2 separate regions of the Homo sapiens genome follow, and region 2 is linked to region 1. A link is a contact called in ENCODE POLR2A ChIA-PET data. All regions are on one chromosome and are shown on one strand. Each heading gives the region's core, a stretch centred on a gene start or an enhancer-like site at or near the end of the contact. The rest is flanking DNA. Distances are from core to core; before and after follow the strand shown.

Region 1 (6,152 bases), core at 3,557-6,056:
CTGTGGCCCGCGTTGTGCTGTTGCTGGGCAGGCGTTGGGCGCCGGCGGTCTTCGAGCGTGGGGGCCCGCTGGCTTTCCCTTCTCAGAAACTGCGCCGGGGGCGCTCGCTTGCCCCGGATTCGGACGCGGCGCTCCCCGGGCTCGTCTGAAGTGCAGATCGCCGCAGAGGCCCCAGTGCCCGGATGTCCATCAGGATTAGCGCGAGCCAATACGGGCCGAGCCCGGGGCTGCGCCGAGGACGCCCGGGGCTCGAGAGCAGGTAGTCCCGTAACATCGGGGCGCCGCGCCGGGACGCGTCCCCGCCCGGCTCCGCCAAATGGTGAGCGCGGCGCTGGCAGCAGGGCCCGCGGGGTGAAGGCGCTCATGGACGGAAGACCCCTGGCTCTATAAGCTGAATTATGGCAGCCCAGTCAAGGTAAGCCGTGCACCGGAGAAACTTTTCAAACGCGTTCGTGGCGAGGGGAGCTGAAGGTTGCGGGGGAGGGCAGGGTGCGGGGAAGGAGACGGACAGGAAGCAGCTTTGTCATTGCCTTCTCATCATTCCCGAGGCTGTGGCTTGACTAAATGTCAGATAAAAAGCAGTTTGGAGAACATGCTGGACAATTTCTGCACAGCGGAGAGAGGGATGGAGTTAAAGTGAAGATTAAAGTTAGATAGCCCCCTTCTTCCCCCAGAACTGTTATTTTCCGGGACATTAAGTTGATTTCACTTGTCCGCCCTTGCCCAAATTTCCATTTAGATTCTTTGTGCGCCTACCCCTCGGTTTTCTGGATTTCTTGCTGTTGTCTCGAGGGGAAGTTTAGAAATACGATTAATGTAAAACATAGTTCACCTTGGAGAGGGTGGGTGAGAATTTGCCTGGTGAGTGAAAATTTTACTGCTAGAATGTACGATTCCACATAAAACGGCCCCGCTTACGTGAATCTGCTGAGTAGGCAAAGACCGGGAACGCGCCGGGGTGGTGAAGGGGAGAGAGGATAATGAACTGCAGTTGCTGTCAGAGGAGCGCTATTGTAAGAACCTGAAGCCCCGTCTTTCCATGGTTTGTTACTGTTTTTGTAATGAGCGTTGAAGAAGAGTGATGACAAGGCATTAGTGATTATTATGAGATCCAAACTGTTCTGTGCGATTTTATTTTAGTTTTGACAGCAGTTGGTGCTAAGGGAGACTTAGGAGTTATATATACATTCTCTTTCAACTGTGTTTTGCTAGAAAGCAGTTTGGTCTCACATATTTAAAGTAGTAGGGTTCTTCAAGCTGATATTTGATGTAGAACAGTGATTTTGGGAGGTCTCAGAAGACTTAACACGTCTGAAGACTCAGATCATGGAGAGAAATGGATGTTAAATGTTCATGTTTGGGCTGGATGAGACAATGTTTTTTTCCTACGAAATAGAACTTTCTAGGAAGGAAAGAGCTTCTCTGTATAAAGTACCTCCTATGTGCTACCTGCTTTTTATATTTCTTCTTCTCAACACAGTGGTTTATCCTCTGCTTCCATTTTATTGAGTTTTAAGAAAGTGGTTCTTAATCTGGGGCCAAGTAGTAGAACTTGGATGAGAAACACAAGTTGTGTCTCTATTTTTGTTAACCTCTAGCTGAAATTTAGTGTTTTTTTTTTTTTTAAGTAGGACTAGAGATAAAACTATAGTACCAGTCCTTGTGATGTTATCACAATAGAAACTATATGTCTTTTCATAATCTTAATACAATTGTTGCAGATGTCTTCAAACACCTTTTGTGCTCTCCACTCAGGAAATTAAGGAACTGCTTTATCTTGCTTAATTCAGTAGTAAAGAAAAACACTACTGTACCATTGATTTCTTTTAAATATTTTAATAGGTGCTTGTCTATATAATCTGGTACCTTTGTATTCTTATGTATTTTATTTAATGTATTTAAAAACATTTTTCTGATAGTGCTGTTATTGTCAGACTGCTACAGAGGTCCATGGCAGAAAATTAAGATTAAGATACCTTGATCTAAGAAGTTAGTAAATGCTGTGTGACAGATCTCAGTAATATAGCGCAGGGATTTGTACCCAGGTGTGAGAGATTCAATGCCAGCGCTCTTAAACTAATGATAAAAATAAAATGAGACACAAGCTAAATTGGACACTGCTGTGTGCCAGGCACAGCATTAAGCAGCTTTAATTGGATTAGCTCTGACTCTTCTCAGGCACCTAAATGGGTAAGTACTTTTATTATCCACATTTGTTAGTTGAGGAAACTGAGGTCCAGCCTGGCTGTTTCTTGCCTGAGGTCACAAAGGTGGAGCAACGCCTGACTCCAGATCTGCTTTGCACACTTCCTCCCTTATGCTTCCTCTTTAATGCTGAGGTGAGATGTTAAAGGGAGCTGCCAAGCCTCAGTATAACAGTACAAAGAATGATTCCTGCTAAAATTGGTTGTTTGTAATATGTAATAATCCTGAGTTATCAGTGTGGTGGTTCAACTTGCCAGCAATTAAAATAGGAGAATTGTGCTTATTTCTGATCCTCTACCCCACCTTCCGACATGCCCTGGAACTAGGAACAAAGCCACAAGACTGTTATGTCTGTTGTTTTCTTAGTCTGTGTGTTGGGAGTATATCTCACATTTTGTAAATGTGCATTTTCTTTGGTTACACCTGGAATGTGGTCCAAGCTCATTCAGATAATTGTGCTCTGTGGGAGAGAAGGTAATCTTTGAGATCCAAAGAGAATATATGGAGAAGATTCAAGATATTTTGGGATTTCAGGGAAACTCTAAAGCTGGGCCACGTTGCCCTGAGTAATGCTAAGAGAAACCAAAACATCACCTGTGATGTAAAATCTCAGGTAGTGAAATCTTGACCATGTACTACTACACATTAGTGTTTGTTTGCTCTTGAGACAATTAATTTAGACCGACAGACTCATTGTACTTACAGATTTGTAGCTCAGTGTTTAAGCACACCAGTTTCTTTGTTCATTGTTTAGTTTGATTCCTGATTTGTTATTGATGGGTGATATATGACTAATTTTTTATGCAAATGGATTAGGCGGTGTATTCCCATCCCTGTAGTTCACTCCTTAAGACAAGATACTGTCTCCCACATTTTAGTCTCCCCTACATAAGCTAGAAGTACTTTGAATTGAGAGATTACCTAAGTATTTCTTGGCTTGTGGACTTTTATAAATTAAGGCTGTGTTAAAACCTAAGAGTAGGAAATTTGTTTTGTGGCTGATTTCTTCTCTTAAAGCTGGAAGACATTTCTTGACTAAAATGCAATTAAATGCTTTTAAAATTTAGATTTTTGGGGGTCATATTTTGAAAACAATAAGTATTTGGTTTATTGTATTCCTAGAGTTGAGAAAGGTGGTCACTGAGAAATGTCTTGTCAAAGCGGATTGTATGCTGTGTCTGGGCTCTCAGATAAGTGTGTGCTTTCTTTGGAACCTATAAACATAACAGACACATTGAATATATACTTCCTTGTGGAAATTGCAACAAACTTGCTTTCTTTGATGTGAAATAGTTACAGAACATGGCTTTAGTTACTGGACTCTGATGGAAAGTGCATCCAGACTATTTTATAGAAGTATAAAAACTAGCAACTAGTAAACCTAACAGTTTATAGACATATTTTTTTCCTGCAAGAATTAACAGTGCTTTATACTGAGGAGTGGTGTTGATGGATACAGTAAAAAGGAGGACTTTGCCTGATTCCCACCTCCGCTAACCCTCTCATTGAAGCAGATCCCTGAATTCTAGAAAGGAAAATATACATACCTTCAAATACTATCAGGGATTAGCCAGTTTAAAAAAATCACCTGGGCCGGGTGTGGTGGCTCACGCCTGTAATCCCAGCACTTTTGGGAGGCCGAGGCAGGCGGATCACGAGGTTAGGAGATCCAGACCACTGTGAAACCCCATCTCTACTAAAAATACAAAAAAAAATCAGCCGGGTGCGGTGGCGGGCGCCTGTAGTCCCAGCTACGCGGGAGGCGGAGGCAGGAGAATGGCGTGAACCTGGGAGGTGGAGCTTGCAGTGAGCTGAGATCGCACCACTGCACTCCAGCCTGGGTGACAGAGTGAGACTCCGTCTCAAAAAAAAAAAAAAAAAAAGAAAAAAAAAATCACCTGATGCCACCTGAGAACCCCTGGCCCTTCTCCACCCTGGGGCAGGGGTGTATGCATGGGAGTAGGGGAGTTGAACTTGCTTCTTTGGGAGAGTTGAATCTGGTGGCTGAGCACGGAGCTTCTCAAAAGAAAGGATTTATAGACAAACTGCAGTAGGAAAGTATGTTCAGTCAACTCTCCCACAGTTTTTAACTTTTGAATTTGTCTAAAATTAATGAAGCTTTGAAAAATCAATAAAGAAGCAAAGTCAGATTGTGCCCAAGATTTATATGAAGCTGGTTTTTGGTGGATCTCTTTGACTCTAGGGAGGGAAAGTTTTCCATTGCAAAAAGCAATGCTCTTAAACTGGTATAGATCCAGTTTTGCCCTGCCCTATGCCCCGTCTCTGATTTTTGAGCTAGTGATTACCTTGGAAGAAAATTCATGAATGCAAAGCAGCTTTGATTAAAAATGAGCCATTATCAAAGAGAATACTGTGGTTTTGGAAAGTACAGTTCAAAGAAGAGATTTTGGGATGGAAATAATTTATGTAGTATTTTGATCCATTGAATATTCTCACTTTTTCCTTCTTGTGACACCATTGTAAACAGTGTCCTTGACAGAAGAGAAACACAAACAGGTCTCTTAAGTGATTTCTTTCTAGTTCATCCTGAGAGCCCAGTTGAGCTTCCTGACTCACAGTCTAGAGCTGCTTCCATGATAAAGACTGAAGGAGCGGTGAGTCATTTTTTAAAGTCAGCTGATTTATGGGGATGTTGTTGTTTTGGCAAAACTAACTCAAGTGATCTCTCGAGATTTTGCTGGATTTTATACCATACCGTGAAAAGATATTCCATAGCTGGATTTACACTCTTGAAAATGGGGTTTTTGTGCGTGCTGCATCTAAAAATTTTAAATTTCAATTACATTCAGGAATAAAATATTATGGATGAGAGAGAAATCTACTTTTTCATCTTGGTTCTGTCATTTATTTCTTGTGAGCCTCCAAATCTATTTTTTACATAATACCTGTAAGAGAGAGGAGTTATAAAGCTGGTTTGTTAACTGTTGCTTTGAGGTATATATAAACTTAGTTTTCTGTTAGCAAACTTCTCCATTTCATTTCTTGTTTTTTTTTTTTTTTGTATAACTATACATATTTTAGTAGAGATGGGGTTTTCAACATCTTGGCCAGGCTGGTCTCGAACTCCTGACATCAGGTTTCTTTTCCAAGATAGGCAAATAAACTTATTCTAATTCTGTATGTGAGATATAGTGGAAATACAATATGCACCTCTAGGACAAAGTTTCTTGGAGACATGCTTCTTGGCTCAGAAATAGAAACATATAGTGAGGCTAAGTATAATCTCTTTGTTGTGGTTGGTTCAGTTACGTTTTATTGATATAGAGTGAGTACATAACTTTTACGGGTTAAATGATTACCAATCGTTTTTACTTAAATGTAAAAACTGGGGGAGCTGAAGTAGTATTTTCTGTCTCCTTCAGATGGTCCTCAATTCATTTTATTATGAATATAAAGTGTTCATTTGCTCATTTGCTCAAAATAACACAGCAGGTAGAATGCACAGTGTCTTGCTCAAGTACAAATGTATCAGATGAACTTTAGATTTACACTTCAGGAGAAAATATGTATAACTTTTGGTGCTAATGCCCCAGGGAACTAAAAGTAAAGATTAACTTTAAAACCATGCAAATTGCTGACTTTCTGTGTCTTGGCAGTGATCAGTGTTGAGAATCCCTCCCCTGTGCAAACTTTTTCCTTTTCTTATCTGTTCACAGTGAGTTAAAGCTTAACCTGATGGCCACAGAGCCAACAGACCTGGCATCTTGAAAGTCTTGTTCTCTGCTGAATGTCTGTTTTCTTGTGTTAGTTTATTGGCTTTGTTTTTAATTTAACCAGATTGAACTGCTATCAAGTTCTTTTTTTTTTTTTTTTTTTTTTTTTTGGGAGACGGAGTTTCGCTCTTGTTGCCCAGGCTGGAGTGCAATGGTGCGATCTCGGCTCACAGCAACCTCTGCCTCCTGGGTTCAAGCCATTCTGCCTCAGCC
Region 2 (6,152 bases), core at 1,089-3,588, 110 kb before region 1:
CCTTGTTTAAAAATAGGGTCTTTGCAAATGACCATCTAATCAGGCCAACTTTGCAGGTGACCTCATCTAATCAGGTTTAGAATAGGCCCTAAATCTAATCTCTAGTGTACTTATGACACATATAGATACACAGAAAGAACACCATGTGACCATAGAGGCGAGCCTGGAGCAATGTGTCCACAAGCCAAGGAATGCTAGGGGTTGCTCACAAGGATCAGAAGGTAAAAGAAATAAGGAATTACTCCAGGTGTGGTGGCTCATGCCTGTAATCTCAGCACTTTGGGAGGCCAAAGCGAAAGGATTGTTTGAGCTCAGGAATTCAAGACCAGCCTGGGCAACGTAGTGAAACCCCATCTCTTTTACAAAAAAATTAAAAATTAGCTGGGCATGGTGGTATGCACCTGTTCCCAGCTACTCAGAAGGCTGAGGCAGGGGGATCTCTTGAGCCCAGAAGATCAAGGCTGCAGTGAGCTATGATCGTGCCACTGCAACTCCAACCTGGGCAACAGAATGAGACTCTCAAAAAAAAAAAAAAAAAAAAAAAAGAAAGAAAGAAAGAAAAAAAAGGGAATGAACAGACTCTCTTCAGAGCCTCCAAAAAAGCACCAATACTGCTGACACCTTGATTTCAGACTTATAGCCTCCAGGACTGGGAGAGAACAAATTTCCATTGTGAATCCCCCAGCGTGGTACCTTGGGAAACTAATACACCACCACCTGCCTTTACCTTAGCTGTTCCTACTACCTGCAACATCCATCTTCCAAACATCCAGATAACTTGCCCACCTCCGTCAAGGCTTTGCCAAGTACCCTTTTCAAAACTGCTGCTTCTGACACCTGTGCTGACAACCCCCTTACCCTGCTCTAATCTATTTCAGCACTTATCACCTTCTAACATCCTATAGTTTATTATGTTTATTGTTTTGATCATCATCTATTGTTAGAATTTGAGCTCCGTAATCATATGGAATCTTTATTTCTTTCACTGAGGACCCTGTATGCCAAACAGTGTAATAAAAAAAAATAAAGAACAGTGAATATCATGAAAGACAAGACAGTGGTTACCTTTGAAGGGAGAGAGGGGGCTGTGATTTGGAAGGTACATGGTGGCTTCTGACTTGCAGGCAGTGTTCTATTTCTTAACCTGGTTAGCAGCTTTAGAGATAATTGCCTTCTCATTATTTGTTAAACTGTACATTTATGTTTATGCATCTTTCCTTGTGTGCTATTTTCACAAGAAAAGGAAGCCTCAAGAATTTTCACATTTCTTCCATGAGGAAAGGGAGATTTATTGCTTTAAAATATTGTTTATAAAAATGTTGTAAGTGGCCAGGCCCGGTGGCTTGGCTCACGCCTGTAATCCTAGCACTTTGGGAGGCCGAGGCCGGTGGATCACGAGGTCAAGAGATCGAGACCATCCTGGACAACATGATGAAACCCCCTATCTACTAAAAAATATAAAAATTAGCTGGGTGTGGTGGTGCACACCTGTAGACCCAGTGTCCCCGTAATCAGTCGGTTCTTGGTCTCGCTGAATGAAGCCACAGACCCTTATGGTGAATGTCACAGCTCTTAAAAGCAGCGCATCTGGAATTGTTCATTCCTTCCAGTAGGTTCGTGGTCTCGCTGGCTTCAGGAGTGAAGCTGCAGACCTTCATGGTGAGTGTTACAGCTCCTAAAGGTGGCGCAGGCCCAAAGAGAAAGCAGCAACAACATTTATTCCAAAGATCAAAAGAACAAAGCTCCCATACCATCGAAGACAACCCAAGCAAGTTGCCGCTGCTTGCTCTGGTGGCCTGCCTTTATTCCCTTATCTGACCCTACCCACATCCTGCTGATTGGTCCATTTTACAGAGAGCTGATTGGCCCATTTTACAGAGAGCTGATGGGTCCGTTTTGACAGGGTGCTGATTGGTGCGTTTATAAACCTTGAGCTAGACAGAGTGGTGATTGGTGCATTTACAATTACTTAGCTAGACACAAAATTTCTCCAAGTCCCCACTGACTAGCTAGACACAGAGCGCTGATTGGTGCGTTTACAAACCTTTAGCTAGACACAGAGCGCTGATTGGTGCGTTCACAAACCTCTAGCTAGACACAGAGTGCTGACTGGTGCATTTACAATCCTTTAGCTAGGCTGAAAAGTTCTCCAAGTCCCCACCCATCCCAGAAGCCCAGCCAGCTTCACCTCTCACTGGCACGCTGGCACTCGCCGGGACTTTGCGTCACCCAGCCTGGGCACTCCGGTAGCCCAGAAGGAGCTCATCCCGAGATCAAGCCCAGCAGGAACCGGCCGCCGCGCCCAGTGCGGGGCCAGCCGAGCCTGCGCCCACCCGGAACCCGCGCCGGCTAGCGAGCGCCTTGCGCAGCCCTGGCTCCGCCCGCGCGTTTCTCTTCACACTTCCCCGCGAGCACAGGGAGCCGGCTCCGGCCTCGGCCAGCCCCAGAGAGGGGCCCTCATAGCGCAGCGGCGGGCTGAAGGGCTCCTCGAGTGCGACCAGAGCGGACGCCAAGGCCGAGGAGGCGCGGAGAGTGAGCGAGGGCTGGTAACACGTTGTCACCTCTCACCAGCAACTCAGGAGGCTGAGGCAGGGTAATCGCTTGAACCTCGGAGGGGGAGGTTGCAGTGAGCCAAGATCGCGCCACTGCACTCCAGCCTGGCGACAGAGCAAGACTCTGTCTCAAAAAAAAAAAAAAAAAAAAAAAAAGTTGTAAGCTGGCAGCAGTGGTGTACACCTGTAGTCCCGCCTACTCAAAAGGCTGAGGCAGGAGAATTGATTGAGCCCCGGAGTTCAAGGTCAGCCTGGGCCGCATAAAAAGGCCGCATCTCTAAATAATAATAATAATAATTGTAAGTTCAATGATTACAGATTCGAAAAGTACACTTGGAGTTCATAATTCTCCAAAAGAGAAGCTACAAAGCAGCAACATGCCACACGTAGCTGCTGTTAAGGACTGAATTGTGCCCCCTCAAAATTCATTCGTTGAAGCCCTAACCCCTAATGTAATTATATTTGAAGATAAGGCCTTTAAGGAGGTAATTAAGACTAAATGAGGGGCGGTTGCGGTAACTCACGCCTGTAATCCCAACATTTTGAGAGGCTGAGGTGGGCGGATGGCTTGAGCCCAGGAGTTCGAGACCAGTCTAGGCAACATAATGAGACCCCGTCTCTACTAAAATATTTTAAAATTAGGCTGGGCACAGTGGCTCATGCCTGCAATCCCAGCACTTTGGGAAGCCGAGGCAGGCGGATCATTTGAGGTCAGGAGTTTGAGACCAGCCTGGTCAACATGGTGAAATTCTGTCTCTACTAAAAATACAAAAAAAAAAAAAAGGTAGCTAGGCATGGTGGCACATGCCTGTCGTCCTTGCTACTCAGGAAGCTGAGGCAGGAGAATCACTTGAACCCGGGAAGTGGAAGTTGCAGTGAGCCGAGATCACACCACTGCACTCCAGCCTGGGCAACAGAGACTCCATCTCGAAATAAATAAATAAATAAATAAAATAGCCAGATGTGGCAGTTGCGTGCCTGTAGTCCCAGGTACTTGGGAGGCTGAGGTGGGAGGATTGCTTGAGCCCCAGAGATTAAGGCTGCAGAGAGCTATGATGGCACCATTGCACTCTAGCTTGGGTGACAGAGCAAGATCCTGTCTCAAGGAAGAAAAGAAACCTTGCATCTGGTATGAAATGTTAGACAGAGTTTTGGGGTAGAGTTGGGAAGACAAGTGGTGATCTGAGGTTGGCCCCAGAAAAACCACAGTCCCCATTATCCAGGAAGATGGTTCTGAACACCACTTAGGCTTCTGAGGTCCTTTTTTTTTTTTTTTCTTTTTTTTTGAGACATAGTCTCGCTCTGTTGCCCAGGCTGGAGTGCAATGGCACAATCTTGGCTCACTGCAACCTCTGTCTCCAAGGTTCAAGCAATTCTGCCTCAGCCTCCCGAGTACCTGGGATTACAGGCACCCACCATCACGCCCAGCTGACTTTTCTATTTGTATTTTTAGTAGAGACAGGGTTTCACCATATTGGCCAGACTAGTCTTGAACTCCTGACCTCAAGTTATCCACCTACCTTGGCTTCCCAAAGTGCTGGGATTACCCACGTGAGCCACCGCTCCTGGCCCTGAGGTTCTGATTCCTGTTTGATGAACCTGAAGATGATTAGTCAGCAAACCGGGGCTAGGTGGGATGGGCCCATCAGTAATCCTGACTACCTCAGAGGGCATAAGGGCCACTGACCTTCAGAACTCAGCCATTTCCCGGGATATGCTCAGATCCGCAATAAACTGGGAACAAATTCTAATGATTAGGAAGGATTTTAAAATCAATGTTTATTAAAGAGGAGGGCCCTGCATGTTTCTATTTCTCTCTACAGAGAGCTTTTATGGCCTTTAATGTAGAGTAGATTGAACAATACTTCTCAGAGGAAGCTCTCTGGAATCCATAAGAATTAAGTGGGGAATGACGTTAAAATGCATATTACCAGGCTCTGACCTCAAATATTCGGATTCAGATAGTATGGGCCAGGGATCAAGAATCAGCTTTTTAGGCCAGGCATGGTGGCTTAGGCCTGTAATCTCAGCATTTTGGGAGGCCAAGGCAGGCAGATTGCTTGAGGCCCGGAGTTCGAGACCAGCCTGGGCAACATGGCAAAACCTAATCTCTACCAAAAACACAAAAATTAGCTGGGTGTGGTGGTGCATGTCTGTAATCCCAGCTTCTTGGGAGGCTGAGGCATGAGAATTGCTTGAACTGGGGAGGAGGTGAAGGTTGCAGGGAGTTGAGATCGCATCGCTACACTCCAGCCTGGGCAACACAGCAAGACGGTCTCAAAAAAAAAAAAAAAAAAAAAAAAGAATTGGCTGGGCACGGTGCCTCACACCTGTAATCCCAGCACTTTGGGAGGCCAAGGCAGGCAGATCACTTGAGGTCAGGAATTTGAGGCCAGCCTGGCCAACATGGCAAAACCCCATCTCTACTAAAAATACAAAAATTAGCCAGGCATGGTAGTGCACACCTGTAATCCCAACTACTAGGGAGGCTGAGGCAGGAGAATTGCTTGAACCCAGGGGGCGGAGGTTGCAGTGAGCCAAGATTGCACCACTGCACTCCTGCCTTGGTGACAGAGCAAGACTCCATCTCAAAAATAAATAAATAAATATTAAAATAAAAATTTAAAAAAAGAATCAGCTTTTTACAAGTAAGTGTTTAAGGTGATTCTCTGTCAGATGTTTTTAGACATTTCTCCAAGAGTGGCCCAGAGACCACTGGTGTGAGATGATCACTTAGAGTCTTGTGAAAAATACAAATTTCCTAGACATCCTGAATTTTAGTAGGGAAAAGGGCGATAGGGAGTGGAGCCCAGGATTCTGCATTTTAAAGAGGCTTCCCAGTTAAAAGTTTACTGGCAAATGTTAAGAACCACCTGCCTAGGGAATAATAAAATGTTCTCTTGGAGAGGAGGGAGGGGATCAGGAAAAATATTATAACTAGATATAATGGATACTAGGCTTAATAGCAGGGTGATGAAATAATCTGTGTACCAAACCCCCATGACACATGTAACAAACCTTCACATCCTACACATGAACCCCTGAACTTAAAATAGAAGTTGAAAAAAATGTTGTCTTGAATGGGCCATGACCTGGAAGATCTGTTTCTGCTAAATCTCATTAAGCTACTTTGGGGGTATTTTCATGAGGAAACACAACACAAAGACTCAAGGGAGGAATGAAAAAGAGACAGGGCACTGTTTAAGGACAGGAGTTTGGTAATAACCAAGAATGGTATCACATCAGGCCAGGTGTGGTGCCTCACACCTGTAATCCTAGCACTTTGGGAGGCCAAGGCGGGTGGATCACTTGAGGCCAGGAGTTCGAGACCAACATGACAAAACCCCATCTATCCTAAAAATACAAAAAATTAGCCAGGCATGGTAGCGCACGCCTGTAATCCCAGCTGCTCAGGAGGCTGAGGCAGGAGAATTGCTTGACCCGAGGAGCAGAGGTTGCAGTGAGCCGAGATCATGCCACTGCACTCCAGCCTGGGTGACTGTGCCTCAGAAAAAAAAAAAAAAGAGAAAAAAAGAAATGGTGTCACATCAAATAATTTGTATAAAGTTTCTCCAGTGGGAGGGCCACAACACATTTGCT

What was found. ChIA-PET counts read pairs that join two places held with the same protein, here RNA polymerase II (POLR2A).
Region 2: POLR2A ChIA-PET joins it to region 1 with 20 read pairs in BJ. The contact joins two enhancer-like sites. POLR2A ChIA-PET finds 5 or more read pairs at or near these places in 18 of 52 experiments (AG04450, B cell, BJ and 15 more).

Annotation. Positions count from the first base shown.
Region 1 is chr4:87,007,010-87,013,161 of GRCh38, forward strand. All of the region lies in intron 2 of AFF1 (ALF transcription elongation factor 1), which reads left to right. Among named protein-coding and RNA genes, the nearest start is that of AFF1, 75 kb to the left of the region's middle. RefSeq lists enhancers at 47-126, 6,096-6,152 and silencers at 788-1,082, 2,230-2,279. Within about 2 kb of position 4,807, at least 13 of the 41 ENCODE cell types and tissues checked have a DNase peak (open chromatin) inside an H3K27ac peak, as active enhancers do.
Region 2 is chr4:86,901,898-86,908,049 of GRCh38, forward strand. It overlaps a transcript of C4orf36 not described here. Among named protein-coding and RNA genes, the nearest start is that of C4orf36, 13 kb to the left of the region's middle. Within about 2 kb of position 2,339, at least 15 of the 41 ENCODE cell types and tissues checked have a DNase peak (open chromatin) inside an H3K27ac peak, as active enhancers do.